2 separate regions of the Mus musculus genome follow, and region 2 is linked to region 1. The links are chromatin loops, found by intact Hi-C in ENCODE. Cell type or tissue: left cerebral cortex. All regions are shown on one strand. Each heading gives the region's core, and the rest is flanking DNA. Links, peaks and the distances in the headings are about the cores only.

Region 1 (15,901 bases), core at 7,494-9,993:
AGAAAAACCAAGAGGAGACTAGGAATTGGGCCAAGGAAAGGATCCAGAAACCAGGATCAATAAAGGACAGATCGGGTGTTAGTCGCTTTGGCTCGGATGTCGTCTGCTGTCTTCCACTGGGAACAGCCTATTTCTCCTCCCAGCCCAATCTCGGGGCCCAACTGTGCCATCGGGGAGCAGAATCTATCTCTCTACTGGAGTCCAGGGAATGTTGCCTGTAACTCCTTAAAAACATCACAGAGAGAAAAGATCCTCTGAGAAGACTTAGACTCCGAGGGAGCCCTGCTCATGTGACCTTCTCTGTGAGAAGAGCCAACAAACCCCTTGATTTCTTACTGATGTGGGACAGCTTGGCTGGACCTTCTCAGTTTGAAAATGGCTCTCGCACAGTAGAATAGGTCTTTGAATGTGGTCTGACGTGCAACAGGAGGAAAGTGAGGGGTTATGTCAGGCAACGGCTTGCCGAGAAGAAACTAAGTGCTCAGAGGAATTGCCTCTTCTCTTAGAACTAAGGTGCAGAAGGAAATCTCCCCCAGCAGGTCATAGAAATTTACAATATAATGCGCCACAGTTCAATTCAACGCATCACCACACAGCTCTGTAATACACCTTCACACAGCTCTGCAATAAACCCCACACAGCTTTGTAATACACCCCCACACAGCTCTGTAACATACCTTTACACAGCTCTGTAACACACCCTTACACAGCTCTGTAATACACCCACACACAGATCTATAACATAGCCCCACTCAACGTTATTCTAGCCATACTGCAATTGCCACACGTTTTGTTACACTTCACATACTCAGGAAAAGGTCACTATTCTCATGGGGCTTGAGGCATGAGTCTCTCAGCTCAATGACCCGAGTTGATCATGGGTGGAAACCTTCTGACCTCTCAGGACCTCTGTGGGTTCTCTCAGCACAGCTTCCCCTAGCTTCAGAGCCCCCAATAAGTTTGAGAATCTCATATCCCCACAACATAGTGCCTAGCTGTTCTGCAACAGTTCCCTCCAGCGTCCCTTTTTTAGGATGCCATCATCAAAACAGTCCATTTTATAGGGGAGCTCTAAAGAAGGGGTGGCCAGCGAAATTGATCAGATTCACAAGGCCACTCCCTATCAGAGTAAACAATAAAAACAGAGACTCTTTCAGGAGGAAAAGTCTGAACTGCGCCAAAACAAAACAAAACAAAACAAAACAAAAACCCCAACAACAACAACAACAAAAAAAAAACAGAAGAAAAACTTCAATGAAGACTCTGGGACCAGCAGAGCTGCCCGAGGAGTTTTGGACCAGCTGAGGCACCAGAAAAGAACTCTCTCCTATGTGAGGTGCTCCCTGTAGGCTGTGCAGAGTGCTCCAGGCTCCCAGCTTTCCTGACCTGCCTCCCATGTTGGAGCCATCCTTGGTGATGTGGCTGTCTGTGAGTCATGTCTGCTCCTTTAAGTGACCCCTCACCCGTTTTCCTGAAAGTAAGTCATTGGTTTGCCAAATTGGACTGTACTCTGTTGTGGGCTCCCTATCTGGGGGGTGAGTAGACAAGGGTGTTTCACCACCCCAGGAAAAGTTTTGTCACACAACGCTTGCCCAGAATTAGGATTTGGTCTATGGTCATTGATCACCGTTGTCCATTCTAAGCCTTTGAACTAAGGCTGATCTGCATTGTCAAACTTTACATCAAAAGTCATAGCCCTAAATGGACCAGTTGCTGCAGAGCCCTTGGTGGCACCTGAGGCTGACACCTGTGCTGACTAGTGTAGAAAGAGATGGCAAAGCATCCTGGCTTAGGCAGCTCCAGCCTGTGGCAGACATGTCCTCCCACACCCCTCCACATGCCTGCAGTACCCCCTCTCTTCACCAGCTACCTCAGGGTCCATCACACAGTTCTCAGACGGGCCCCCACAGTCCTAACATTTGGAGCAACCTCGGTGATCAACTGGGACCCTCTGGCCCAGGTCCATTCTTGCATGCTATACTTCCAGACAAGCTAGTCCTCCCACTCTGTGAGTAACTGGAGAGACCTTATAGGTACTCGGATCACATACCTTCCTTTTACAAATGATATGTCTGAATGCAGAGACCAACTTATCAAGGTGACATCCTATTAGGCATGTCATATGAAAGATAGTTTAATGAGCCACCTCTGCTAGAGACAGGTTTTGACAAGAGCCTTTCTTCCTTGACCGAAATGACAAGGAAGTGAAATTTTCAAGTGTCTGAACCCAGCCAGGGAGGAACTGGAAATGTCAAGCCTCTGCCTTTGCTTAGGGGACCCCCTACAGCAAATTATTCCTTCGCTGCCCATATGTTTCAGTGAGCATGAGATGCAGAAGTGTGCGCAGGGAAGTAATCGTCCCAAAATACTTCACGGATTATCTAGTCTCCTGATTATCTCTGAATGAGTCATCTCCAAAGAGCTCAGATCTGGAAACAGAGAGAGCGGAAACCACAGGGCTTCTGAGCACCTCGGAACTGCCTTTTCTCTTCTGCCTATGTCCCTCATTCCAGAGTGATGCCACATTGATGACAGAGACATCAACCTGGAGGCCTGGCATGGAATATTGTGTCTATAAAACAACTTGTTTCTGAATTCATTTTTCTCCCTTGGCACAAGAAAGTGGTAGCTTCATTGTGCACAGGTGCCTATGCGCGCGCGCGCGCGCGCACGCGCGCGCACACACACACACACACAGGATATGAGTTTGGAATTTTCAATTCCTGCAGTCATCCTCAGATGCTTCCTAACACTGGTGAGAGGAACTGTGGGAAATTCTGTACACTGGCAATGGCTCTCCCGGGTGTGCCCCAGTAGTTCCTGGGGTGGTTGCCCTTCCTGTCTCTATGCTCCTGCTCTAGAGATCAATGAGTCTCTTTAGGCCAGGAGTCTGGATTCTTGTCACCCCAGGTGATTGCCTGGCACATGTCCACCATTGTCCTCTATTGCTATCTACCTCTGTCCTCTCTGTGTGGCCTTGGAAGAACTGACTTTCCACCGTGCCTGAGGTGATCTGAGGTGATCATTATGTTAATTTCAGGGGTTTAAGACATAAGTGACATGACAAAGTTGTATACAGTCACATATACACACTCACATATCAGATATCTCGCTGCCTGGAGCCATGGCCGCCAAAGCCTTAGAAAGAGTGGGGACTTTTTGCTTAAGCTCTACGAATGACAAGGAATATTCAGCTTTTTTTTTTTTGACCTATAGAAATAGGAAATTTGTTTGATACACCCATTAGACACATGGAAGATGGATAGTAAAGTCATTGCCCCTATCCCGACCATCACACACACCGCCACAGCCCTTCAGGGGATACATTAACATAGCTGCATATTTATAGTAATTACTATAGTAATTTATAGTAATAAACAAAGATTGTTTCAGAAAAGGAGACTGAAGTTCAGTAAAGCAAAACAATGGGGCCCAAGGCCCTTTGGCTGTCCAGAGATGGGAAGAGAATTCAAATCCAGGCTGATGAGATGGCTCAGTGAATAAGGGTGTCTATGGCCATTCTGACGGCCTCAGTTCAATACTCAGAATCCACAGGGTGGGAAGAGAGAATCAACTCCCAGAAATTCTCAGATCTCATCACACCTCCACACATGCACTATGTATGTGCACACACACACACACACATAATAAAAAGTAAATACATAAAGGTAAAGTATTGAGCAGGTAGCTTGAAAAAAGAATAATTCAACGTGAGGTAGAATCAAGCACTTCGGTCCTCACCTTAGCACCAAGGGGTATGCCATCCCCCTCACCAGTCCTGGGCAGCCATATTCCCTCTACTTTTCCCCCCAGAGGAACCCTGCCTCATACCTAGACCAAGAAAAATACAGACAGATGGACTTGGCTAGATGTCCCTTGATCATATTTTACTCTCTTTTTTTGCATAGCCGTTCATCTTCCCTGTACTTCAGATGGAAATGGGCAGGCCCCCTGGCATCTTAGATTTCAATGGCTGAATGTTCTTGTGTGGCCACAAACTTTAATTCAATAAATGCCCTATGTGCCCCTCTTGCTAACCTGCCTATAACCATCATGATGGGTATGAGGTGTTGCTCCTCTGTGCTTTACAGTAGACCCAGAACATAATGCCCATGGATGCCAGCATCCATGTGGAATTACACCCTACTCAGTGGGCACAGTTCCCAAGAAGCAGAAAATATGGCGCTGGGATTATTGTCAATGTGGCCCATTTATGAAGTTTTCTCACTTGAGAGGACAGGATACTGAAGGGAGAGGAATAGGGTATACCCGAGAAGACTAAAGAAGCCTGCTATTTCCATAATCCACTCAGAGCTCTGCAGGGGTAAAATTAGGCTCATCCTTGTGAGGGCTTCATCTGATTGCCAGGGGGCCTCAAGTCAAGAGGGTCCTATACATGATCTGGCCTGTATCTGTGTTTATGAGGTGTTTTCTGATTGCTCATGGATGCCGAGGGGCCCAGAACACTGTGTGTGAGTGATGCCATCCCCAGGGTGGTGGGAACTGGGCTGAAGAGAAACACTGACTTAGCCAACCAGTGAGCATTGTTCCTCCAGGCCTCTGATGCAGTTCCGATCTCGGGTTCCGGCCATGACTTCCCTAGATGATTGACTGTGACCTTAAGCCAAATGAATCTTTTCCTCTCCAAGCTGCTTTTGGAGATGTTGTTCACCACAGCAACGGAACTCGATCTAGGAAACTCCCACAACTGAGAGGAAAGACAAAAGGCGGTTTATATGTTGTCCCTACCGTGGCACCATGGCCAGGTGATGCCATGGCTCTTTTTGTTTACAAACAGGTGCATGTGTGCCTACAGGTGCAAGTGCACGGGCAAGTGTTACTCCTGTGTCTGTGTCTGTGTCTGTGTCTGTGTCTGTGTCTGTGTCTGTGTCTGTCTCTGTCTCTGTCTCTGTCTCTGTGTCTGTCTCTGTCTCTGTGTCTGTCTCTGTCTCTGTCTCTGCCCCCCCCCCCGTGTGTAGGTCCCCTCTCTGTGTGTGTGTGTGTGTGTGTGTGTGTGTGTGTGTATGTGTGTGTGTAGGTCAGAGGACAACCTTAGGTGTTCTTGTGTATGCCTCCTTTGAGACAGGATCTCTTGTGGGCCTGGAGATCACCTACTGGGCCAGAAGAGACAACCACTGAGCCTGGGATTCCTCTTGTTTCTGTCTCCCCAGTCCTGGGCATTGCTAAGCCTGGCCTTCCCTGTGGGTTCAGGAGATCAAATCTGGGTCCTTGTGTTTGCAAGGCAAGCACTTTTCTGACAGAATCACCCTGGCCAGTCCATTACTATGGCTCTTTTTTATAGACCACCATGTAAGTCATATCTGTCTGCAAAGAGTACCGTGATAAGCCTACTGCATGATAAAGTTCCTTTTTAAGTGATTGGTGTTACACCAAAATCCTACTTTAAAGCAACAACTGAGTCATAAATTCTTACCATACACAATAACATTGCAGGCTTATTTTTGTATATTTAATTTCCACAAAAAGGTGGCACTCTTTAGTTTTCATTTAGTGACCAGAATCTTTCTATACTCATCAACGGATAAGAGCACCAAACCCTAACCCACACCTGGTTCTTTTATTAAGGTTATATTCTAAAGGCTTAAAAACACCTAACTTGACAGGACCAGGAAAGATGGGGGTGGGCAGAACTGCAAGCGGAAGTGATTTAGCTTTCTCTTCTTAGGGAGACTACAACAGATATTTACTGAGCAACTACTCCGTGTTTAAAAGAGGTGAGTTAAAACTTAGCCTTTTGACTTGGCAGCGTTTCTTTTAAAGGATACTTTGAACCACTTTTGTAACTATGGATCTAGTGTGTAGCCGGGTACATCTCAGGAGTGTAATTATTACAAGAGAGATGAGGAGGGCTCCTCTGCACTGAGAGGGGTGCATTTCCTCCCAGTCCCCGTGAAAGCCCACCCATGATGCCCCTGAGATTCCACAGACAGAAGCCCAGAAGCGAATGAGGCCTCAGATGGCCACAGGAAGTCAGACTGCGACGCCTTTCTGATGGTTTGCAACAAGTTTGCCGTTTGCATATTGAACAAGTGATTAGAAATGTTCATCTATCAGAAAACAAGTAGATGCTCTATCAGCCTTTCCACCTTGCAGCTCAATAAGAGGTGAATATTTGGCTTTTATTTAGGCTCTGGCACACTGACATAATCATTGTGATGCAGCGGACTGTTCATCCAAGGAAAGTTCCAGAGCCTTCACCTCCAGCAGGTCTCCGGCTCCTCCACCCTCGTTCATTTGCTCCTGATGCCCTGAAGTCATCATTCACTCTGGCTTCGAGGCCGCGTCCCCTGCTCTGGTCCCCACGTCTACAGGAAGCTGCAGCAGCATCCTGTCCCTCCCCTTGCTTGTGCTTCCTGTAAAGAGTCAGAAATGACTCATGGGTAATTACCACTTGGAGTGGTAAGCAAGGCAATGGCTGGGTCAGATTGCCAAGCAAGTTTTAGTGACTTCTAGAGTTCCATACCTAAACCCACGATGCCATATGTAAGCTCCTGCCCGTGGGCTGTCCGGGTAACTGTATGCTACACACATACCCAGGGTGCACAGCACAGAATCTGCTGTGCTCCAAAGGGTTAGCAGGAACTTTGATTTGATTTGCAAATAACTACTGCTGCTCAATTTCCTCTCTCTACAGAGACTAAGTCAGCATATCACACGAGCACAGAGGCAAGGGGAAATTGAAACGATTGTCCCAGACCAGCCAAAAGTTGTCTATAGGTCACATGGAGTCACACAAAAGTACAGCGACACTGAAGAGTCAGCAGCTGACACAGAAGAGCTTAATTCTGTAATAAGGAGTTAGCTGATAACCTATGAAGCTGGTGGAGATCTGCTAACCATCGTCTCCTTCCATGGCTGTAAATTAGTGAACCCGGGATGCTTTCTGGCTCAGGCAGGTGGTTTGGGGACACAGCTAGAACTAGTGATTAGTGGTGGGGGAGGGCAAGAGAAGAGGCAATGGGAAACCGCCTGGATCCTGACAAGTCCTCTGTTTCTGAGAAAACACCCATTGAATGTGTTCAAGTCTATCTATGGTAGCTGCACAAATCCCTTTCCTTTACCTGGAGTCTTAAAAGCCAGAGATGCAGCGATCATCCAATCGGCCAATCAGAAAGCTAGGCTCTAATTTCAGATACACATGGTTACACTTCAAACAGAAGACAGAAACCTTTTACTTTCTATTTGGAAGATAGGTATATTTCCAAAAATCCAAGGTTCACGGTTCTGTCCCAAAGTTCTGACTGTCACACAATGGGTCACCCCAGAGAAGTCTCTGCCTCTTTAATTATTGGTGGATTTGAAAATCCTGACAACTACTCTTCTTTATTGAACCCTACCAAGGGGCTGTGGAAACATCAAGTGCACAATGAATACTCCAGTGTAAGGATCCCAGTGTAATAAGCACAAAGTGGTGGCTCCTTCTTAGAAGTGATAGTATCTTGTACACGCTTCCAACCTGGAGAGGTTTCTGATGGCTGGACACGACAGTTTAATTCAACGATTTAATTCAAACTTTACATTAAGTAAAAATGTAGCAATCATTTGAGCCATCTCTACAGCCCTTTCTTCTGTCTTTAAACCCTGCTGGCCAGGTCTAGTATCTTTCCCAAGTCAGGCCATGGTGGTCCCACACCTGTGGTCCCACTTAACAGTTACCATGGTTACTCCATATCTAGATGCTGATGAGGCAAACATGGCATCTAAGGAAGTCGTCAATGCTCTCTATCTTTCTACGCCAGTTCCCTCTCAGCTCCAGTGAGGGGAGTCTGATCATTTCAAGTCTTTTTCCATGCTGTTTCTTAGATCCTCAGGCCCATTAGAATTCCCTGGAGTATTTGTTCTAACAGAATGCTAGGCCCTGACCCCGGAGGTTCTGGCTGAAGAGATGAGAACCTGCAAATTTCCCATCCTCCTGTATACTGCTGCTTCTGCTGCTGACCCATGGACCACACTTTAGGGTGCCCTTTTCTGAAACAACGTGTCTCAAACTGTGGCCACAAGACTTTGCACCTAGATGCTCCAGGCCCCCGGCTCTATGCTGAAGGTGAAGGCCATCGGATCACCCACCAGGCTGGAAATGATGGGTTAAGGTGGTCCTTCCCAACTCAGAGCCAAGGAAATCCAGGAGGATACAGGGTTCCCCTTGCAGAAGTGATGTTTACCATTTGCATGAACACCATGCCGAGTCTCCACTGTTTCAGGAACCCACTTGTCTTCAATAACAGTAGCAGAGCTAAATGCTGTCCACAGGGCCCATCCATCTTAGTAAATATTTTTTGCTCCTCATGTTTTCTGCTTTTATTCATCTCTCTCTCTCTCTCTCTCTCTCTCTCTCTCTCTCCCTCCCTCCCTCCCTCCCTCCCTCCCTCCTTCCTTCCCTCCCTCCCTCCCTTCCCCCTTCTTTCTCCCCCCCCCCCAGTGCCTTGTGGAGCAGGAAGTTTCTTGGCTACACCCTTCCTTCTCCCCACCCAATGCCTACTTATTCCACCCTACCCCGCTCTGAGTTACAGGGTGAATTCTGGATTTCTGATGACTAAACCTAAAACCTCTACAGTATTTTAAAAACCAGAGAAGCCTTGTCTCCTTACAATAGCAGGCTTATAGCATTTTGTCTCTTTTAAAAATGTTTGATTAGTGAGTTGGAAAAACGGCCATAATTAAACCTTCTCTGGCTTATGAGATAAGCCCATTAGCAGGGCTGTGTTGTATTCATAGAGATAGGAAGACAGAAAGACATGAAAGGGAGAAAATTGGTGGAAGAGTGGGTTTTCAAAAAAAAAAATCTTAGAATGAAAGAAAAAGACATGGTAAATGTTACCTAAGAATATTTTACATTTAGAAAAAAAAAATGTTCTTAAAATGTATTTGACCCATGGGGCCAGAAAGATCGCTCAGAGGTTCTGAACACTTGCTGAACAGAGAGGAACTGAATTTGGTTCCCAGCACCTACACGGCTTGGTTTAGAACCCACTGTAACTTCCGCTCCCAGGACTTGTGGCGCCCTCTATTGGTCTCCTCGGGTATCAGCATATACACCGCTGACTTACCATTATCAAAACGCATTTAACTCACTTAAAATTCCTGCCCATCCTTCTGAAATGAAAAGTATAGTTCAAATATTTAAATAATATAGCATCTTAGGAAATGTCACGAAATTTAAAGTATAATCTCAAAGAAAGCAAATATTGATTTAAACCACAGCTGTTCCACTAGAATGGGTAGGGCACCTTAATAATTAAAAAAAAAAAAAAAAACCACGACGGTGTGTGGGAAAACTTAGATATATCCATAGATTCACGTAGACCAATGTCTCAGGGCTCACGTAATCTGAAGACATAATTAAAGACAGCGGTTCCTTAAGGAAAATCAGAAATATTCCAGTTATGTATCCAAGTATTCATATTTCACCGTATGTCAGGAGCTTCCTATCTGAAAACCCATAAAATAACCCCACACAACATAGACTAAAACCTGTAATTTTCTACATCAGAACAATTTATTATGCTCAAGCAGTTCTTCATAAGAACATAAACTCCAAGGATATATAACGCTATAGTAATTTCCTGCCACATTCCTTTCCAGCTCACCGATTGATACTTGAAGTGTCTCTTCCTATCAATTATCCAGTGATTGTAGCACAAAAATGTAAAAAAAGTCACGAGGGTAGTTATCCAAAACAGACAAAACATTGGCCCACTAAACAGACCCGCTGCCTCTCCTTAAACTCTGATGAAGTCATTTTATACTTATAGAGAACTGCAGGCGCTGCACAGAGAGCACGAGTGTCCCCCTCACTTCCCTCGTGGTTGTGCCTTACATAACAGGGAAAAATTACCCAGGTTAACAAATGAGCAGCTGGCAGCACAGGGCCCTCACGCTCAACACACACTTCAGCAGATTCCCACAGGTTCCCCCTAACATCCCTGAAAGATTAAAAACCGGTGGAGGGCCAGCCGGTTCACAAAGTTGGGCTGGTTTAGTGATATCCCCAATACTTGACTAGAAACAAAGAGCTAACTCTGTCCTGTGTCTGCGAGCCAGAGCTTTCCAAACTTCACACATCAGCCCATGTAGAGAACTAAGCAGTTCACTGCCCAACTTTACTACAAGTTGGCTTTTTTAAATGGGTCAAAGAGGAATGGCTGGCCAACTCCTTGGCTCCTCATCATGGAAAAGAGTTGCTTAAGCAGTGTTATTTGCCTGTCCTTTTGCCTTTATTATATGCCTTTTACAGAAGTTGTTTTTGTTCCTTTTTAATAACCTAAACCTAAAGACAGACAGTTAACTTTGCTATTTTGCCTAGCAATTTGATAGAGTAAAAAATGGAAAATATGTTTAAGTTAAACACTCATGGATTATAAAATCCATGTGGGTCCAAATCTTAATTCTTTTTCCTTATACTGAGTCCATTTTGAAAAATCTAGAGGGGGTGGCGGGGAAGAGCCTACCTCACTTCTATAAATGATTGGTAATGAGTCTCAACTCCACGCCCATTCTAAGAGGCAGGAAAGCCATGGAGGAGGACAGCAAAAATGAGTGCATAAACTCATGGTTTCATCCATGAGGTGGGCACCAAAAGGAAAATGTCAGCTCAAACTGTAGGAGGGAAGGGGGCTGGGTATGGAACCCTGCGCTTTGAGCACCCAAGTCAAGGCCTTTGCCACTGAGCTATAAGCAAAGACTGTCTGTCAGGGATTCCTCCTTCTTTCCCTCCCTCCCTCCTTCCCTCCCTCCCTGTCAGGCCAGTCAGTTACACAGTTTCAAAGCTTGCCAAAGGCAGTGAGTGACTCACGCTAGTAACTTATAAAATAAACAGTAAGTGCCGGGCGTTAGGTCCAAGATTCTAAATTAAGTGTTATATGGGAAGATGGGGCAGGGGAGGGCTCAGCCCTGGAAGGGCTTACAGTAGGATGTTTCACTGTATTCCTGAACCAGTGTACAACAGCCAGATACTGCAGAATTGTATGAAAGGGAGATGCTGGTGCCACAGCATCAGAATTAATCTTCTCAACGTGCACATAATGAACCGTACAACCCTCAACCTCCCAGAGCAGAAAGTGCCCAGCCTCTGTTTTCCAAAAGCCAGCCTGAGGGAGGGGGCCATGGGAGGTCCAGCAACAAGTCTGAGTTTTGCAAACAGGAACCTTGGCAACTTCAAAGTTTTACATTTTCAACATCTCCCAACAATCGTTTTTACACAGCCTTTCATTTCCCTTCTCCCCGCTAACATACAAGGATAATTCTAGATTTCCAAATAGAAAAGGAAAGGTGTTTCCATCCATACCAAAACACAAATAGAAATGACTTTCCCCCACCCCACCCCCCCACCCCCCGCAGCAAGAGGAAAATAAGGGTAAATGTTAGCTAAAGTTTGTTTTGCTAGTTAAAAGGATCCTTTAAGGATCTTTAAGAAGAATACCACTGAACCATACAAATACTTTTGCCCACCTCCTTAGACACGATTTAAGACTCTGCCACAATGACACTTGACACAGCTTAAATTTAAACAAACCCCATCTAAGAGACTTAGGCATGCTAACAGAGAGAAAACATCACCTAGGCCTTCAAACTTGGCTTTTAATACCGAGTTACGGGGCTTCCAAAGTGACACACGTTTACTTTATTATTTACTAATAAGAATACAGCCAAAATCTGTATCCACTTTTTATCAGACAGCTGTGAGTGCCTGCATCAACACCTCATCTGCAGTGAGATGGCCACACTGTTAGGGAGAAAGTAAGTAAGCTAGAGGAAGCGCGTTTCTCTACCGAAGTTGTCAGTTTGGGTTTCGTTCAACACATTGCACAGCTGAGTAGCAGCTCCTCTCCCTCTCTACCACCAACTATGCGCAAGGGTCTTGCTGCTCAGCACCAAGCCTGATGTAACCTATGTGCCTATTCCGTGCCTATGAATACAAAGGACTAGCATCCCAGGATGCCCAGAAAGGCAAACCTGATGCTTCCACTGGCCAGAGGTCTATGTGGCTTTAATGTCTGTAAATGGTACTCCTTACTTTCATGAAAGTTCCTTTCACCAATATTCTTTTTTAAAACAAATTTATTCAGCCTTCCCGAAAACACATAAAACCCCATTTTGCAATTCTTGTTCAAGGTTAAATGCGGCCCTTTTTATTAAAAGAGAAAGGTAACACTCCACTGCCACCATTGTGTGTGGACATTCGTGAAACTAATAAACACGAGGCAGTGTGCGCGTGTTGTCAGCGTTTGCCAAGCATCCACGTGCGTCCTCCTGGGACAGAAGATACCAGAAGCCCTGCTACTCTGTGCCACCCACCTTCGGTTTTGCTCCTGACCCCTGACTCTGGTCCAGATCCCTCTGTCTACACCAAGAGCTCCTCAAGGCTCGCGAAGCCTGGGTGAGCACAGCCTCCGGTTGGCTTGATGCACACAGCCAGTACGTGCCCCCTCCTTTCAGCTAGGACCCCCGCGCAGCTGAGCTGGGTTAGCAAGTTGTCCGGACCCGGGCTGCACACCTTTAGGGAGGCCGAGGATGGAATCTGGGCGCTCAGCCACAGTGGCGAGGGCTTGGGGAGCAGCAGATTCCTCTAGGATCTCAGAAACCTCCCGCGGTGCAGAAAGGGAACGCTGGCACAGCGAAGCCGCGCCACAGAGGGGACCCGCTGAGGTCGCCCACCGCGCCGGGCAGGGGGCGGCAGGGATGTCAAGTTTGGGGTGGTCGCCAGCTACACCTCTAGGTTTGACGCTCGCCGCAAGCTCAGCTGAGCACTGGCAGTCCACCGCGGCTGCCTCCAGGGTCGAGAGGCCCGCTCAGCGCCTACTCCCGGCGGCTACAGCTGGGAACTTTAGGCAAAGTTTTCTGCCCTTCCTGCCCAGGCCGCCCAAGAACACTGAGCCCCCATGCACAAGTCCAGGCCCTGAGGGTACAGGGGCCGAGATGGAGGTCCCTGTTTCTGCGCCCGTGCTTGTCCTGCGGGCTCCTGCGTGTACTGTACGGGCTCCGTGGCTCCACAGCTGTTTTCCTCCGGCCATCCGCCAGCCCGGCTCACCCGCTACGCGATGCCGGGTCTTCCCTGCCCCTGCCCGGCCCTGAAGCTCGCCTCGGACTTCTCCCACCCGGGTGTCGCCTACGTCCCAGGCGCCCCGGGAACGGTAGTGGTGTCTCGCTTACCTGAAAATGTTTCTCCGGCCGCAGTTAGCAAAAGTCCAGCTAAAGTCACCAGGCAAGTCCCAAGTGTCCTCATGGTGCTGAGTACGCGCCGGGCCGCCTCGGGGCGGCGGCGGCCGGTAGCCTCGGGAAGCCAAGGGAGACCCGAGCCTAAGCTGCAGGCTGCCAGGGTAGACGCGACAGCAGCGAAACACCAGACCCCAAAGTGACAACAGTTGCACAAGTCCGAAGTCCCGCGGCTCCCGGGCGTGGGGACGGCGTCCTGGATCCTCCTGCCCTCCCGCTGGCCCCCGCTTAGAGTCTGGCGCCACGGGGAGAGAGAGCGGAGGGCGCGCCCGCGGAGCCCAAATCCTCGCTGGGATCCGGTGATGAGCCCGCCTAAGCGCTACCCCTAATCGGGACCGAGCCGCCCGCGGCGCCGTGGCCGTGGCCGTGGCTGTGATCGCGCGCTTGTAGCCCGCCGCCTCTCCCACAGCCCCAGCCACCTCCGGCAGTGGCGCGCCGATGGCCGAGCCCGCGCAGGCTGCGCGCGGGGCTCCTGCTCCGCGACTGACTGGCGATGCCCCGCAGGCCGGCTGGAAGGAGCCCACGTCACGGCCGGGCCGGAGCCGCCGCGGCCCGCTAGAGGGCGCGAGCGCCCGTGTCCCCGGCCCCGGGCCAGCTCGGCCTGCGCGGCGCCTGCGGGCTCTGTGGGGCGGCCACCAGCAAGATGCGGGCGGGACCCGGCGGGCAGGAGCAACCTCCCGGGGCGCCACCCTCGACCCTAGCTCGCCTCCGCAGCGCCTCGGGTTTCCCACGCTGGCCTCGGGGACAGGGACCGCGCCCCAGCCAGAAGTTTGTCCCGGGTCACGGACGGCGAGTAGTTGGAGCGCGCCAGGCACGGGGCGGTAGTGTCCCGGGCGGTGGCGGTGGCGGCTGGCTTGCGAGCGCCGACCAGGAAGAAGCCAGAGCCGCCAGCGCCCAGGGCCGCTTGATCTGCTGCTTTCAAGGGACACACAAGCCTCTGTGCCCGAGCCCCGCGCCTGAGAAGCAGGATGCGCTTCTGCCGCTCCACTGCGTGGTGTCGCCGCCAGTGCGGCCCGGAGCTAGGAAGACAGCAGTTGCATGGAACCATGGATTGGGCAGAACCGAGGATTTCTGCAGCTGGTGCAAATGGAGAGTGTCTTGAAACATTTTAATTTGCCGTTTGGGGTCTGAGACGACTATTTTATTAAGTGAACACAAACGCTATTAATGATTAAATTAAAACTCAAATTCAAGATTTTATTTCATTTTATTTTATTTTATTTTATTTTATTTTATTTTTAAAAGCCGTTCTTCATCTTGCTCAGAGTACAGCCATTAGGGCACCTGTAGGTTATTTACCAAGCTAACTGCGGGCCATGCTGGTTAAACTAAGATCCCAATTTGTGTTGTGATACATGCAAGTAGGTTAGTGCTCAACAAGAGCTCTTACATTGCTTTCCCTGGGGGACCTTTACACTGTCTTTGGCTGCTTAGTGGTGCTTTAAAGACCAAAGAAATAAGTGACTCTCCCACTCCTCTGGTTTAAGGCTCTCTGGTGGCCCCAGAACCGGCCAAAGATGACGTTTGCGATCATCTCCCAGGACATATGTGACCCAGTACTTTTATGTCTTCCAGACCAAACACAAGACCAGCTTGTTTTCAGGCAGGAGTCCTCATGAGGCCTTCCATTCATAAATCTCAGTGTTAACCATTCACTTGCCACTATCCTATGCCGCCACTAGCCTTTATCTGAAAACGAGCCTGCTGGGCTTCTCCTGAACTTGGAAGGGAATTTTTGAAGTCTCATACTTAATTCAAAAGGATCAACAAGTGACAGAGGTTTAATCCGCCACTTGATTTTCTTGATGAAATTATACCTTATAAGATAATTGAGATTTGCTTTTTAAAAGCGAACGGTGACAGACACACCCCCCACCCCATTTTGATGCTTGTGGGTGCATCCGTAAAAAAGGTAAAAACCAACTGCGCTCTCATTGCTTTCCCGTAACATCTTTATGTTGGATGAAGAGATTGATATCATGTAAAACTCCATTCCTCACATGCGTCAATTCTTAATTATGTGTCAATTCTTTCTTTAATTAATAATTAATATTTTTTTTTACATTCCAATTGCTGCCCTCCCCCTCCCCAACAATACAATTACTGCAAACCACAGAGGAGGCATTGTGCTAACTGCTGAAGGCTGTTTTGGGCTGGTGGCTCCTTGAGAAACAGACCCTGGGCTAGGGTGACTTTGACTTGAGGTGATTCCCAAGAAGGAGAGAAAAGAGACTAGGGACAGAATGAGGACAGTGTCTGGTGTACTTGAGAACAGGATGTCAACTCAGCCCCCCTGGATTTAGGTATCTAACTGCTGTCACCACAGTCTACCCTAGTTCTCCACAGAAAGCATTTCTTCCCTCAGGACTTAAAACCTCCTGGGGGCTCTGTGAGTTTCAGCTGTCCCTCTGTTCTTACAGGTGACAGTTCTGAGCTAACTGCACTATTTCCAGTCCATGCTTTAAAGAATGACGGGGGTTTGGTTGTGGCACCCTCTGATTCCTGGGAGCCCTGTTTATTTACTGCCTCAAAGCCACCTTTGGTCTAAATAAAAAGAAAGCAGGGCCTTCCCATGGGGTTGTCCCTGCAGGAGCCTTCCCAGGGAACTTGTCTTTGACTTGTGTTTTCATCTGTAGAGAATTCTCTGTTCAGTCTAACCACTCTCCGG
Region 2 (15,901 bases), core at 8,723-11,222, 150 kb before region 1:
GTATCCAGTGACAATGCTCCATAACTATGTCGAGACACCCACCCCCATTTCAGAAAAAACAAAAACAAAAAACAAAAAAAACCAAAAAACCAAAAAAACAAAAAAACAACAAAAAAAAAAAAAAGAAAGAAAGAAAAAAGAAAGAAAGAAAAAGAAAACACTGAAGAGCAAGGGCAAACCTGATGGCATCCAGGGGTCAGAGGTCGGTTTGGTCAGGGTGTTCACCTGCTCCCAGTTGAAGTCATCTTCGTCAGCTTGACTATATCCACATGTGCTGTATGGTTCATCAAAGAGGCAGCCACCTACAAGGGAAGGCAGAGAGGCAATATAGGTTACAACCAGAAGACTGAAATGAAGTAAAATGCGTCATGAAAAAAAATCAACTTGACATCTGGGTGTGATTTGACATTTTTTCAGAATTTTGACCAATGTTGCTTGATTGTAACAATGCCTTACCAATACAGATACATATGTTGCTCTCTAGAAGAAGCCCAATGTTGGTAGAAGACAATTGAAATAAACAGATTCAAAATTCACATGTTTCAGATGAATACTGAACTTAGGGAATTCACCTTGCCTTCAAAACTTTAATAGGATCCCCTCAAAGACTCAACATGTTTTCCACGGAAAATTATAATTTGTTCAAAAATTAAAACGAGAATTGTTTCACCCCCAAACACCAGTGTGAGCATAGAAGACCAGGCACAGCACACATGGTGAGGATGGCCTGCAAAATACCCTTCTATACCTTACACGGAAGCAGGTCTCAGCCTGTGGTTTAGGAAATAACTACCGAGTTCTCATAATCAAAAAATAGATCATGAAGTCACTTCATAATCCACACAAGTCTTAGGGGCAGAAATTTCAAGGCTAAACGTGTAGCAAACATCTGCTTACTCTTGGTGCACTGAATGAAGCTATTTAAGTAAGAAGATATAAAAGGCAGTATCCACATACTCAGATCAGCTGCTTCCGACTCAGTGCCACTCAGGGCACTGCCAGTTTCCAGTCCCACCCCACAGACTTTCCATTACTTATAGCGATGGGTCTTTGTCCAAATGACTCACAGAGAACAGTGAATGATGACACCCATCCCAACAACAATCACGAAAAGCCCTGCTATCCATTACATCAATGAAGAGTAGATACTAACATAATCAGCTGCACAGTAAGTGCATCCTCCTAACTCAAAATATTAATTATCATTGCTGGCAGTTGGGAAGAAGTAAGGACTTATGGCAGGATGCAGCTTTAGGACGATTATGGTACGGTGCCTGTCATGTACACCTTAGAGGCAGAAGGCAAGGAAAACCGCAATTATAAACCAGAGACAAAATGAATTTTAAAAGTCACCTGACTCAACTTTTACCACCACCTCCACTCCCCACCTAAATCAATCCTATGCCTTCCAGAACAGCTAGTCTCAGAAGACATAAGAGAAACTGCACATTCTGTGCGTAGAAAACATCCTGAGAAGTTCTAGTCCCCACTCTGCCTCTTGAAGGTACATCCATTTATCTTCCTTCCACCCCACAAGGCAACAGTAAAATTCCCAGCCCCGGCACAGAAAAATTGACAGTTTGAAAGGCACTGTCATGTCCTACGTCTCAGCTTCCCCAGGCAATACATGCTCTGCTCTCCCTAATTCCTCCTGGGAGGTTTCAGACCTGTCAGCATCCTAGCAGGTGTTCTCTGAATGGTGTCCCAAAGAATGGCACCTTGTGTTGGAGCAGAATCCAGCCATCTTCTGCTCTTGACCTCACTCTAACAAGAGACTGGACAAGAGCCCTGGTCCATCCTGAGCTGAAAGAATGTGTCTTTCCATACCTGCTGTCAAGGTTTTCTCCTTTTGTGAGGGTTTTGATGTGTGTGTGTGTGTGTGTGTGTGTGTGTGTGTGTGTTCTCTCTGAATGCACAGGACAATCTGTTTATCCTTACCAAATCCATCTCTTTTCCACTCCAGCCCTTGGGCAGCCTTGACAGTCCCGAACCTGTCATTTGGGAATTAGCTCCCCTGTCTATCTCTACATCACAGAGTAATCAAAATTACTCACAACAACCAAAATGCTCTTGAATTTGAAACTTCTTGCTCACTGACCTAGTTCAACAAGTTCAACGGCTTCCACACCTTCAGGTGATGGGGCCAAACTCAAAAGGCAAAAGAATACAAACATCACTGTCAGGCTGCATGTGCAGGCCTATGAAATGAGCAGATTCTGTGTGCAGAGCTTGGCCACATCCCTTGGCACTCACCTTATTATACACCCAAGTGTGTTTCTAAACACTCCTCAGCCCACAACATTTCTGGTTCCTAGCAGTTTTGGAAAAGGGCTACTCCACCTGCATCTGAAGATATGATGAGTACTCTGCCCAAATGTGCCTGCATGCGCCGGGAAATGCTAGACAGGAGTGAGTCAAGACACCTCCGGTTGTCCCAAACGGCCCTCTAAGACTTTTACCCAAGTTTCAGGCAGCAGCTATCAGCATGCTAGCTTCTGAATGCTTTCAATACTTACAGTCTCAATTAAGCCTTCCCCGGGGAACACCAAGCTCATTATCAAAGGTACAGCATTAAAGTCAAAGTTCAATCGTGGGAACAGGTGATCATCATGTCCCCTCCCCCCCCCCCTCCTCTTGCCCTCTGCTCTTTCCTCCTTACAGTTTTACTGAGTTCTGGAGCAAAGTGGATCTGTCCAGCATTGGATGCTAATGATATCCTGATACTGGAGAGATGTAACCATTTGGAAGGGCGGTTGGGGGTGGTGGGGGGAGGGGATGGTCTGTTGCAAGCTGTAGTTGTGACACGGAGAATGTTTCAGCGCTGAAGAAGAAACCAAAGAGCAGGGATACAAGTAACAGTAAGGAAGAGGAACCTCCTGCGACAATGCTGATAGGACGCTGACTATCTCCCCTATACAGCCAGAACAGTAGGAGTGTCCTCAAGGCTACTGGAGGCTGGTTAAGGATTTGGTCTTCAAAAGGAAGATGTAGCCTGATGCTGAAGTGAGGATGGAGAGAGGGAAACCACTAAGCAGCAGTCCTGCTGGTGTCTGCACAGGTCTGACCACATGAAAGAGACCCTGAGAGGGAAAATACATCTCTCTGGGAGGACGCAGGATCGTCAGACCCCTCGAAGACGGGCTCCCCCGTACATTTCCTGTTGCCTCAAGACACGTTGCCTCGTATGTGTTCTTTATGAGTGAGAGCTCATGAGAGCAGAGATGATTTTATGGAACCCGAAACAGGATGAGATAAAAGGAAATGATGTCAGAATGGAAGTTAAAAAGAAAACCCCGGTTCTTGTGAGCCTGCGATTACAAGGGTTACAAAGGAGAGGCCAGCCTGGTGTGTGCAGGGCATGTGTGAGACCAGCCACAGATACAGAGCAGGACTCTACCTCAAAAAACAGCAAACCAGAGAGGAATGGAGAGAGAAGCAGAGGGGAGAGGAGATGGGGGGCAATGTGTTTCCTTAAATGCAATGCAGAATTGGCTTACAATAATGTTGCCAGGAAAACTTAAACTAAGAATGGTATAATATCCTCCTAAACAATTAAAACTGTCTTAATTTAAGTGAGCCTGATTCAAGTAGATCTCCCAATGACATGGCTGGAAACTGGACTTTGGGGCTCCATATCTTCACTTTTTATTATGGCTTAAAGCTATAAGCCAGTTAAATGTTAATGAACTCTCTACAAATTGTGGCCCAGCATTCTTTTATTCTGGCAATAATTAGGTAGCAAGCCTAGTTGTCTAGAAAGGTCACTCCTGATTTATGAAAATAAAAGATTGCCATTTGCATACCGGAGGGAATTTATCTTGCCTTTTTCTCTGGGGTAGCACAAATGGCCCATTTCACCAACAGTAATAAGAAATAATTACCCTATAAGGTATAAGAAGGTAGCCTACTTTTACTCCAGAGAGACATTTAGAAGGGTTCATATCCATCTGAATCGTTGAGCCAGAGAGACAGCAGAGCCGATACAAACTGCCACAGGTTGTGGGTCAGAAGTTGTTTTGGAAGGCTGGCAAGATGGCTCAGTGGATAAAGAAGCTTGTAGTACAAGCTAGGCAACCCAAGTTCAATTCCCGGAACCTGCTTAAAGGTGGATAAAGTGATCTTACAAAGTTATCCTCTTACATACCTGTGCATGCTGAGGCGACTGTGCTCACAGATATGCATCAAGCTCACACAGGCGTTAGTTACTAATATATTTACTTATTGGAGAGGGAGAATTTGCTCAGTGGTTAAGAGTTCCTGCTGCTTGTCCAGAGGACCTGAGGTTCAGTACCTAGCACCCATATGGCAGCTCACAACCACCTGCAATTCTAGGTCCAGAGGATCTGATGCCCTCTCTGGCCTTTGTGGGCACCTGCACAAAAGTGGCACATACGCAAAAATGAATCTGAAAATAAACTTCCTCTGACTGCATCTGCAGTCACGCCACCCCAATCCAGCTCGCCTCTATATGCACTTACAAACTACATCACTCTCTGCTTACACTTGGAATCAGTTCCACCCTGAGCTCCTCAGCTTTGCAAACAGTGTCCCCAATCTACTCACTTCATCCCAGAGGGATTCAAATATGTATCAAAGCCTCTAGTTTGGGGCAGATTCTCTTACCTGAAGCTGACTGGCTAGGCTGAAGTTTTAAATCAATATGAAGCATGGAAGAGTTCCTCTAAGATACCCAGAGAGCAACCTGTGATATCCAACATCCTCTGCTAGTTACAGGCACCAATTCCTCAAAGTGGGCAAATGCCTGCTACAGTCTAAGGGCAATGTTATTTTGTCTATTCCTCAAATCCAGTGTGAGTCTTTTGTCTCAATATGTCGGATTCAAAGAACTTATAACACGAAATACAGGTCCATTTAATATTCTCTAGATTAATTGGTTTGTTTGTTTGTTTGTTTTTCTAAAATCCTAGAGGCAAGCACCAGCTTTTTTTCAAATTCCTGTGCCAGGCATCAGCTTTAACTTCACTTAACACTGCTTGCTCTGTGAAGTGCCTACCCTGTCTAGACTAGTGGATCTCAATCTGTGGGTCCCAACCCATTTGGGGGATCAAATGACCCTTCCACAAGAATCACCAAAAACCAGCAGAAAGCACAGATATTTACATTAGAATTCATAACAGTAGCAAAATTAGTTATGAAGTTATGAATTACAGGAGTAATTTTATGTTTGGAGGTCACCCCCATAACATGAAGAACTGTATAAAAGGGTCACAGTGTTAGGAGGGTTGAGAACCACTGGTCTAGACCTTTAACCTACATTTCCTCTCCCAGTTGGCAAGAAGTTAGAGTTTCCTCTGGGGGAGGGTATGGGACAGAGAGTGCAGGAAGAAGAGGCACATGGTCTCACTATGTGCCTAGTTACCTAGTAGGGTCCTTAGCACATGAAACAGGAACCCTCCTAGTCCTGACATTTCTGACAGTAGGCTGTCCTAGAGCCTGCTCCAGGACCTTTGCCGACGGCCCCAGTGGAGCACTGTTGTATACAGTTTGCACCTGTCTCCAGGGTTTCCTCCAAGGTCTACCAGTGCACCCTTGCAAGAACTCCTTTCAATTCCTAGCCCTGCCTGGCAGGGCTCAGCTCCATGTCTGTGCTTGGTTGGGGCTGCTCCACATTCTGCTATCCCTACTCATCAGAGCTCTCCTCTTCCAATGATGCAGTGCAGTCGCTATATGCCACACCCCACATTCCAGTCTGGTGTTATTTCTTCCTTCTGAATGGACCCTGAGCGAGCACGCCTGTTTCACAAATGGCAGTTGAGTGTGATCAAACAGCTCACCCGGTTACCCTAGGGGTTCAGTTCGTAGCCAGCACTTCAACCAAGTTCTCCATGCAAAACTCAGGCTCTGCTCTGTAGGTGCCTTTCACAGACCTCTCTGAGGCCGCTCAATACTACACTGATTGTTAATGGCCTGTGCTGTAAGGGAGCGCCGAAAAGCAAGGCTTCTATGAAGCAAATAGGGGACAATCCAATGTCCTATTTCATAAGCTTGTGAGATAAACACGCATTCTGAATAGTTCTGCCTTGAACTGGTAGAATTGACTTATAGACTGGAGCAGTGCTTCTTATGATTGTAATTGCAGTCCATTTAAAGTTTCTTTGTGTGATACTGGGATACATTTTACACGTTTGTTGAAAGCACAGAATGACCCCGTTTAAGTCCGGCTTTATCAAATGCATAAAAGACTATTTAATGGGTCTCTCCATGGAGAAAACATATTTTTTTTTTTAAAAAAAAAGCATTCTAAAATACTGCTCTAAAGAACAATGTTTCGGGTCCTCTTTTCCTGAGACTCATGAAACCACAGGCGGTTCTACCCATCTATTTCAATCTTGAAAGACAAACAGCTATAAGCCAAGCAATTCAAAGCCTAAGCAGAAAGTGATCTATAGCAAGAATAATTGTTTTAAGAGTTAGAGCAAAAGGTGCCTGCACCCACACACCAGAGTCCCAGCCTTCTTCATTTAAACCTCCCTGACATTGACATTTAATTGCCTGCTAAACACTGAAACTATATGGTGCCTCTGAAACCTTGGGACTGTGCTATGACGTTTAGTGGATCAGACACGAGCATTACAGAAATGCTCTCCGACATAATTTAATCTAGCAAGCAGTTTTTACACATCGCACAGGCATTTAAATGGCTAATGCGACGCTCTGTTGTAAACCATGCCATGTGCCTGTGGATGTGCTGTGCGTGGCGCAGAGCAAATGAGCTTGTCCCCAAAGTTTCCATGGCTTATTACTCTTACCGCAGTCTTCATTACCTATCGATCTTTGAATTCCTAATATTTAAACAGGCTGGATAGCAGCAAGCCAAGTCGTAAAGTGTTTTGGTTTTATTTTTTGTCCTTATTGATCTTAAAAATCTTTGGTTTTTAACGGGTAGGATCATTATTTCTATTTCTAAATCCTATAGTGATTTCTGACTCGTCTCTTTTTCTGTATGTAGACATGTTCCTAATAGAGCTGCTACTGGGTTTGAACAAAACCACTCCCAACAACTCACTGTGCAGTTGTGACTCTATCTGGTGATCCCGCCCTCTACACTGCAGTCCAGACACTGCACTGTGAAAATCATCTGGCCATTTCTGTCTTAGATACAGGGTAGAGAAACTGAAACACTGTCTAGGGGAGAAGAGGATCCTCCATTCATGATTGATTATGTGATTCCCTGGATCACTAGTGTCTCAGGTTCCCACACTGGAGCAGGGATGATCAAGTAGGTCCTGAGGTCCGATGCATCTATAGGACCCAGAAAGGAGCACACGTTTCCAGGCTGCACCCCAGCTCCTCAATCAGACACTCTGGCCCTCAGCTATCTGGGCTTTATCAAGCTTCCAGGGACTCTAATGTAGACCGTTTGACAATCATCTCCTAGAATAACACATTTAACTAGAACTCCTGGGACCGGCCTCGGGGATCTATAACTTTTAAAAAGGTCCCAGAATAATCTAATCACTGACCTATTTTTAAAAAGACTGATCTAGATTAGTAGTTACAAATAGTTTAAGAAGACATCAGCAAGTTCTGGTGGGCTAGAGAATAGCTCAGTGGTAGAACGCTTACTCGGTGAGAGGGAGGTCGTGGGGTCCAGCCTTAGCACTTACAAAAAGCAGACATTGTTTTCTTTCAAAAGTCATATCATACTACGTTTGTAGTTTACAAGTTTTGTTTGCATAGTACCATACGTGCACAAGTATAACAGCATGCATGCAATGGACTTTGAAAAGTGTTACCAGAAAAAGTTGAAACCCAAATATTTTCTGCCATAAATAGACAGACACACTATATTCTTCCAAAGGACCTGAACAAAGCCATTTGGTTGTCACAGTTCTCAATATGAGCTTAGTCATAAACACCTCACACGTGAAGGACAATAAAACATTGGGGCTGGCTCAAAGACCTAAACCTTATGTTCTCACTCCATGTCAGAATACCCTTCATCTGTTGTTGTTCTCCTAAGTGGACCCTCTCAACAAGCAGAAGATGACCATGCTAAAAAAAATGCAGGAAATTAATAGCAGGGAGAATTTCATCCAAGCCCAGGAGCGCTCCTGCCTGCTTGCTATGATTTACAAATCTATCTCTTTATAACTCTACTAGCATATGTTATTGTCAGAAGCAGCAGATAAACTGAATCCAGCCATTCAATCATGCTTGCTAAATATGCATACCTCAAGGAACACAGCTCTATCCATTACGTTCATTGAGCAAGACCAAAGTACAAGGAGAAGGTACACACCATTTCATGTATTCTCTTGGTCATATAAACCATTTATTCTAGGTTCCTATACGTGGGGGGGGGGGTGACTAATAAAACATAGGGTAGGTAACTTGGGCAGATGAACATGCTGAACTGGGATCAGGGAGGCAGGTTTCGAGAAGTACTGGATCTGTCTATAACAGGTCTTGCTCACTGTCTTAGATTCTAGAGGTGAGCAGCCCTCATATCAAATGTCCATTTGACTTCTGTGAATTTCAGGATGCCAAGGGAAGTAAGTGGTAGAGAATGAGTGTGCTTGGTCCAGATTTCCCAGACCCCCAGAGACTGAGGAAGGAAAAGAATGACCTGTCATTCTTCCTGACCACACCCACCATGCTTCTCTGAATATACATCTGTTCCTCCAACCCCATGCTTGACATAGTGAGGCATCTCACCCCCTTCAGGGTTCCTCACCGGTCTAAAGGTCCTGAGCTTCACTAGTGGAACAAAACTTCCTCTCACCTGATTCTATGTTCATTTCAGGACACAACTGTGTCTTTCAATGCTCAGGGGACCTGACATCATTGTTGTAATGACTGTAGAATTGTGTGCTGTCTTTAGTCTCTGAAGTTCCTCGAAGGAAGTTTTCATGGATAATCCTGATCATGAGAAAAATCTGAGAGTCTACCCCTTATGGGATACATGGCTCTAACAACTATTATTAGCTGCCCACAGAAATGGAGATGGCTAAATTTGTTGGTACATGCCAAAGCATGGCCATTGACTCAAGATGATCTTTTACTATACGAGGCTCACAGCATCTCTAAGAGAAACACCGATGAACAGATGTTCCTTTACATTGTTTATAGTGACTGGGATCACTTAGCTCTTGGCTTGACATCTTGTGATCCACATGGCTCTCTCAAGGCTTTCCTGATCAGTCCCTCATCTCTCCTATACCATGGTTTGAATCTCAGCCTAGGTCTACACTTTAGTCTCTTCATTGACTCTTAACTGCCCATGGGAAAACATTCTAATTTTTACTACTTAACACACATTGTTGGTTTTGTTAATTTGGGGACGTGGGACATGGCCAGGGGTATTGAGCCCATCTACCTTTTCTGGTCTATAAAGAACAGATCACTCTGGCGTTCTGGTGATACATAGTGCCATGCTGGTCTTTCCTACCACACTGCAAGCACCAGTAATTAGGAAACAAAAATGTTCTGCTCATCTCTGTATCACTAATTCCCAGCCCCCCAAAATGCTTGCTTTCATTAAATACTCAGAATTATGGGAAGTTTTTATGACAAATATGAGAACAGAAATCTATTGGTGTTCTGTCTGTGGCAGGAAGAAAGACAGGAGAAAAGCCCCTAGTCACTGAACATCATCATCTAGGCCACGCCAATGGAAGATGTGACTGGGGGTATCTCTGTCCTTCTCTCAGTCTCATGCCTTCCAACTAGGACTTAGGTATAGTATCAGTCATTAAATCAGTCATTAGGGAGGAAAAGAAGGGATGGCAGAGGAGACAGACAAATATGACAATCCTCAGGGGGACATAGAGAGTTAAAAGGAGCAACATAGAAACTCTGTAGGAGGCAAGAGAAAGAACAAAAGCCAGTCCTAAAGCCTAAACCATCCACAAGAAAAGGGAAAGCAGAGAGTCAGCAACTGGAAGCAAAACTCTGCAAAGATACCCCAGGCCTGCTATTCTAAGAATCTGCATAATGAGGCTAGGATTTAGCAGACCTCAGCACCAGTCAACAAGAAACACAGACTATGAAGCACATTGGGGTTCTGCTTAAAGGCAGCCAGTCAGGTTGGGTTTTTAGGTCCAAAGCACAAAAGGACCTTGGTGAGCTCATGTTACAGGTCTTTGAAGTGAGTGAGGTAGAAAACTAGTCAACACTTAGTAGCAAACTGGGGCCCTAAAGAAAGCAAGCTTTGAAGATTTCCTTACGTAGTTTTTAAAATTAGAAAACAGATTCTATGCAAAATCGTCCCAGCTGAGAGCAAGGCTTACAAAGCCCCAAACTGCCATGAGTCAGCTTTTTCCTCCAGTCATTTTCTAGGACCAATTAGCTGCTCAAATGTAGCGAACTAGGAACATTAACATTCTCAGGGTCACTGTAGCTGGTGTGTCTTTCTTGTCTTTATTAAGAGCTCGCTCAATGATCTAGGCACATTTTAGCAGGCAGTCCACAGCGAACTCCAAAGAACGGGTTGTCTGAGAGCAGCACGCTGGTCTGGGAAGCAGGGGGTCTGAGTTCCAGTCCTGTGGCGCTGTGGAAGGCAAGGCGACTGGCAGGCACAGGAGAGATGTGGTGGGAAGACCATGTTCACCACTGGAGATGCAATGTGCTAACCACTGGTGACACAAACAAGCACCTACCCTGTAAACTTAAGAGCTGGTCTCTTCCTTCTATGGGGGAGGGGGGAAGGGGCACCAACCACCTTCAAGAAGGCTGCAAGGATGAAATGTGTTTATAGATAGAATATAAAATACTGTAATATCTCCTTACCAGCTTCTTTTTCTATCTGACTAGTAAACAAGCAAACACTGACTTTCCTCTTTGCAGGCCTTGCATGCTATTAGCTAGCATGGTTAAGCAACAGCTAGAGTCTTCCAAACACAAAGGTGGACCATTTCAAGAGCTTCTAAAATTCTGTTTCCATCAGATAGAAGATCTCTCTCTCTCTCCCTCTCTCTCTCTCTTCTCTCATCATTTATTTATTTGGTTTTGTTTGTTTGTTTATTTGAACACAGAATTTTTTTTTTATCTTGCCCCTTATCTGGTCTCAAACTTCTAAGCTGACGTGATGTAGCAGCTAATAGGAAAGGCCCTGAACAGCTAGGATTACACTAAGTCCACCACTTACTTTAAATATTGGGGGATCCCATGGGCAACGAAATGTTTATATGTAACAGTATTTAATAACTTTAAGTATGGATTATCTATAAAAGCAATATCTTTATCCGAAAATAAAATAAAATCCCCCCTCTCTCCACTCCACCCCTTCCCTTTGTCGCCCCCCCCCCCATTTTTCATTCCTTTTGTTTAATTTCTTGATATTTTTGTGACACAGTATTATGAAGCCCACTCTGGCCACAAACTCTCTGAGTGTTCCGAATGCTGGGTAAGTACAATGAAGCCCAGCTCTGTACCACTATGGGATGCACTGTAACCTTATAGCTAGCCTTAGCCATATTGGGCACACACTGTGAAGACTATCTAACCTAATGTGAGCATGACAGGAATGCAAAGTAAACCCCTGAAAGTAAACCCCTGTAAATCAATAGAGCGCTGACTGGATTTAGCTTAAGGACCAGTAACCCTTCAAGGGGCCATGAATATGTCTGGAGGAGATTTCAAAGAGCAGCTCCATTTCTGGAATATTAAAGACAGTGACCAAATGAGGCACTTGTGGGAGCTACCACGCCATGACATCTCTGTCTTGTCTTGACCATCACCGCAAGCACATGGGCAGCAACTGTCCCTTCAGAGGTGCTGAGTCCCACTTGAGGAGCTAAAATTGTCAACATTAGTAATAGACTCACTCTATTCTGGGTTTAGAGAAGAGTTGGGGGGGGGCTGTTCATCTCCTTTCCACACGCAGAGAGAAAACCAGCTGGCACCAGTTTTGACTCCTCACCTCCAAGCTCTACCAATTTCAGAGAGATGTTTATTAAAGAAGTGTAGACATGACCTTAACTACAGGATAGTAAAATGAGTCTCCTACTAATATCGCTCCATAAGGAAATTCATTCGACTTCACTGTTTTATATCACTAACTTCAAATTAAAACATGAAACCCATGGGGAAAACAGAAGATTTAATTAGGTCAAGGAAAATGTGGACTTGAATTATTTCTTTAAAAATAAGAGACCTAGCATTGCAGGTGAGGGGCTGGATCTCTGGATCCATTATGCACCCTTTCCACCCTCAGCGCTGAGATACATCCCTGACTCACAAGTTGGATAGCAAAACTTTACCTCTCTCCCATGCTTCTAAGAGTAACCCTGAACCACACCCACTTTTTTACTCATAGAAGAAGCGTTTCCCACTCTTCCAAGGTCCCTGCCTTCAGGACTGCCATGGGGCCTTCTCCCTCTCTGCTCTGTGTGACTTCCTTTGTTGCTCAGCGATTCCGAAGCCCAGCATCTTTGGATGACTTTGAGAGTACAAAAGAGCTAGCCATGTGATCGCTCTCCCCATGACACATGTGCATGGTGGAAATGTTATAACTCCCCAGGATATCAATTCTCGGTTTAAAAAAAAAAAATTAGCAGTTAGTCAAAGGATAATTCATTGACCACCTGCACCTGATTGGCAGGGATCGATTATTAGTGCATAGGTCCTGATCTCCACCACACATGGATGGAATCAGAGCTGTAGAGAGTAGTGTTGAGACTCTGTCTGAGCTGTAGAACACGTCTCCAGTGACCACACTGCTGGAGGGGCAGGACAATCATGCCTAGGCCATTTCCTTGCTCACTGGAACTATCATCCAGTCTGAAGGACAAGCCACACTGCCACTCAACTGTCTCTGAGGAACTCACACTATCTTACTACACAGCTGAAGGGCATGTCCTCCTAGTGGCCTGGGATACCCCTAACCACCTCCACACTCCTTCTCATGTACAAATCTCTCCTTACCTCTTTCTTTCATGTTCTCCTGTGCCTTTGCCTGGAGCACGTCACAGCATGCTCTGGAGACCCCCTTCCCTAGTTGTTAGATATTTACTAACACCATTCTCATTCATCCAAGATTACCCTTTCTAGGTTCATTTGTACACTCGGATTCCCACTGAAACAGCAAGTATCAGCTACCTGGGGTCCAGGAGGTCATTTATGGCCTGTCTATATTAATGCTGAGAGATTTTTCAACCCACATATTTACACAAGAGCAACACAGCCATGTCATGTCATCCTGTACCCCGACGACAAAAGATATTAGACAGAGGCCACAGTTTAATGCAACACAGACACAGAGGCTCAAGTTTACCTGACTTATCAGACGGAAGTCAGATGAACATTGGAAGCACACACAGAACATCCCAGAAAGCATAAACAAGGGGTGTCATGGGAGGGTCATTGCGTACTCATTCAATGAAAGCTTACCCTGACACAAATAATACCTAAGAGTGGCTAAAGACAAGGCTGCCAAGTTCATCAGGAGAATGCTGGCATCCCGGGCAGGGTTGAGATTTTCACATGGCCATGAACATGATTCATTACAGGTGCATTACAGGGGTGGGGGCAAGAGTATTATTCTCTCTCAGAGACAAGGGACATCATCAGAACATAACTCACACTGAGCCATAGACTACTAGACAGCCCAAAGTTAGACCCTGATGCTAGGGAATCACACCTCCTAAGAGGTTATAGTATATGTCTACGTAGCCACAAAGGGGACCTACTCCAGGGTGATCTCCATATCTCTACTACTCGAGAAAGCTCTGTCTTCTTAAATGTGTCACATTAGCTATTTTACCTTTGAATTTTACAGCCAAACAGCACTGGCATCTCAATACCCCAAGGACCCTCTGCAGACATATTGAATGTCAAACTGCTGATAAATAGATTGATGCTCCTTAAAGAGAGGTGGAGAGAGGGCAGAAGATGTAACTCAGTGTTGGAAGCACTTGTCTGACATGCACTAGACCCAGTGTCTCTCCCTAGTGTCTTTCCCTGATATCTCTCCCAGCCGCAAAAGGGAATGATGAGAGGTGGGACGGGGGAGGAGACAGGTTAGGCCAGTGTTTGCAGATAGGGACCAGACAAAAACTTACACCCGGGATCAACTCTCAGCAGTTGTTCTGGATCTTACAAAGCAAATCATGTTAAGCAAGGACATAAGAGGTAGCCTGGAAAGGGAAGGAAGGCAGAAGGCAGAAGGCAAGCTTATAGAAGCCAGAGTCTGGATGCTTTGCTTGCTTTTCAATTTTTACCAGAATGAAAACCAAGAACCATCAAAACCTGTGAAAACTCTAGGGAATAACTCAGTGGGATGGGGTTTATCTGGCATGCACCAGGCACTGGATTCAGCCCACCACAGCATCGGGACAAAAGGACAAAAGAAAGCATGGGTGTGGAGAGGGTGCCAGGGAACTAAACATGTCTTCAAAATTGAAGAAAAGTTGCAGTACTCTCCGGCTTGGAATCACTGCGCCAAAGGAAATGTCTATATCAATGCTGGAACAGCAGCTACTGACCCATACAGCGTAATGGAGAGAGAGGGAGAGGGAGAGGGAGAGGGAGAGGGAGAGGGAGAGGGAGAGGGAGAGGGAGAAGGAGAGGGAGAATGCTTGAGAGCTTAGTCCAACAATACATGGGAACAGAGGAGGTGAAGCCAATGCTTACAGATAATTCAGGTGGAACAAATTGTGTAAACTAGCCCCATACAAGAGCAGTCCTAAAGGAAAGCAGACTTACACTGAAAGGTGAGTGCGGGGGGGGGGGGGGGTCCTCTGCCTAAACTTCATATCCTCCACACTCCTCCCTAGACACAGCAGGGAACATAATTCACTGCAACCTGTCGCATTTTTAAGGCAAGAACTTGTAGATAATAGATTTGGCCACACCAGGCCAGTGATAGTTAAGAAGAGCCACAAAGAGTTGGTGATAGATTTTTTTTTTCTCTCTCATTGAAATTCAAGTCCCTTTAAAAGCCAATGGCAAACAAAGTCTACTATTCTGGGACCGATCCTCAAATCCTACTTTTGTAAACATTCAACTCTAGGTTAGGGAGCATTTTTCTAGACTATTGAAGCCTGCTTATGCACATCTTTCTCCTCTGAGAAGCAGACTTCCTTCATCCACATCCAAGGAAGGGCACCACTAGCTTCCTCCTCCTCCTCCTCCTCTTGCTCCTCCTCCTCCTCTTCCTCCTCTTCCTCCTCCTCCTCCTCCTCTTCTTCCTCCTCTCCTCCTCCTCCTCCTCTTTTTTCTTCACTGTATCCTCCTTTTCCTTCTCCTCTTCATTCTCCTCTTCCTTCTTTTTCTCCTCTTTCTCCTCCTCACTGTTATCCCCCTTCTCTTCTTCACCGTCTCCTTCTCTCTTCCTCCCCTTTCTCTTCCTCCTCCTCATTGTCATCCTCTTCTTCCTCCTTCTCTTCCTCTTCCTCCTCTCCCTCCTCCTCCTCCCCCTCTTCCTCCTTCTCCTCCTCCCCCTTCTTGTGTGTGTTTAATATGTTTATAGGTGTGATGTGTATAAGTCTCTGTGTACATGCATGGGACCATTCCAGCTGACTGTTCTCATCTTCCACCTCACTTGGCATGTGTCTATTTGCTGGTTTGTCACTGGGTGTGCCTGGCAAAGGACAAGTTTCCAGGGATTCTCTTGTCTCTACCTTCCATCTTGACATAAAAGCTACACCTAGCTTTATGTGGGTCCTTGAGATAGGAAATAGGGTTCTCATGCTCGGTGGAGTGCTTTACACACTGAGTCCATTGTGCCCATGTCTGCATTTTCTCTGCGTGTTCACCGGCTGGTGAATCCACAGAGGGATTCTGTATCTTGCTGTTATAAACAATATCACGGTGAATCAGAGGATGCAGATGGGGCTTGGACTTTGGTTTTCAGTTTGGTTGGCTTTAGCCTTTTTTTGTTTTGTTTTGTTTTACCTTTGTTTTCTGTCCTGTTTTTTTGACACACATACTCAAGAGT

The links. Peaks named below come from ENCODE experiments on the same cell type or tissue, not always from the same donor. Only the 100,000 strongest peaks of a DNase experiment are listed, where the experiment ranks them.
Region 2: a loop joins it to region 1, with 2.0 times the contacts of the local background. A loop is called at or near these places in 4 of 42 quality-filtered maps.

What each region holds. Positions count from the first base shown.
Region 1 is chr17:67,340,787-67,356,687 of GRCm38, forward strand. It overlaps Ptprm (protein tyrosine phosphatase, receptor type, M), which reads right to left and starts at 13,673. Exons shown (of 31, transcript NM_008984.2): 1 at 13,171-13,673. The coding sequence starts at 13,243. In left cerebral cortex, for the core only: a CTCF peak has its summit at 9,030 (motif pointing left); a DNase peak (open chromatin) is centred at 9,931.
Region 2 is chr17:67,191,070-67,206,970 of GRCm38, forward strand. Ptprm (protein tyrosine phosphatase, receptor type, M) reads right to left here. Exons shown (of 31, transcript NM_008984.2): 2 at 180-302. Among named protein-coding and RNA genes, the nearest start is that of Gm52313, 91 kb to the right of the region's middle. In left cerebral cortex, for the core only: no CTCF peak of the experiment used is centred there; DNase peaks (open chromatin) are centred at 10,071 and 10,238; H3K27ac peaks cover 829 bases.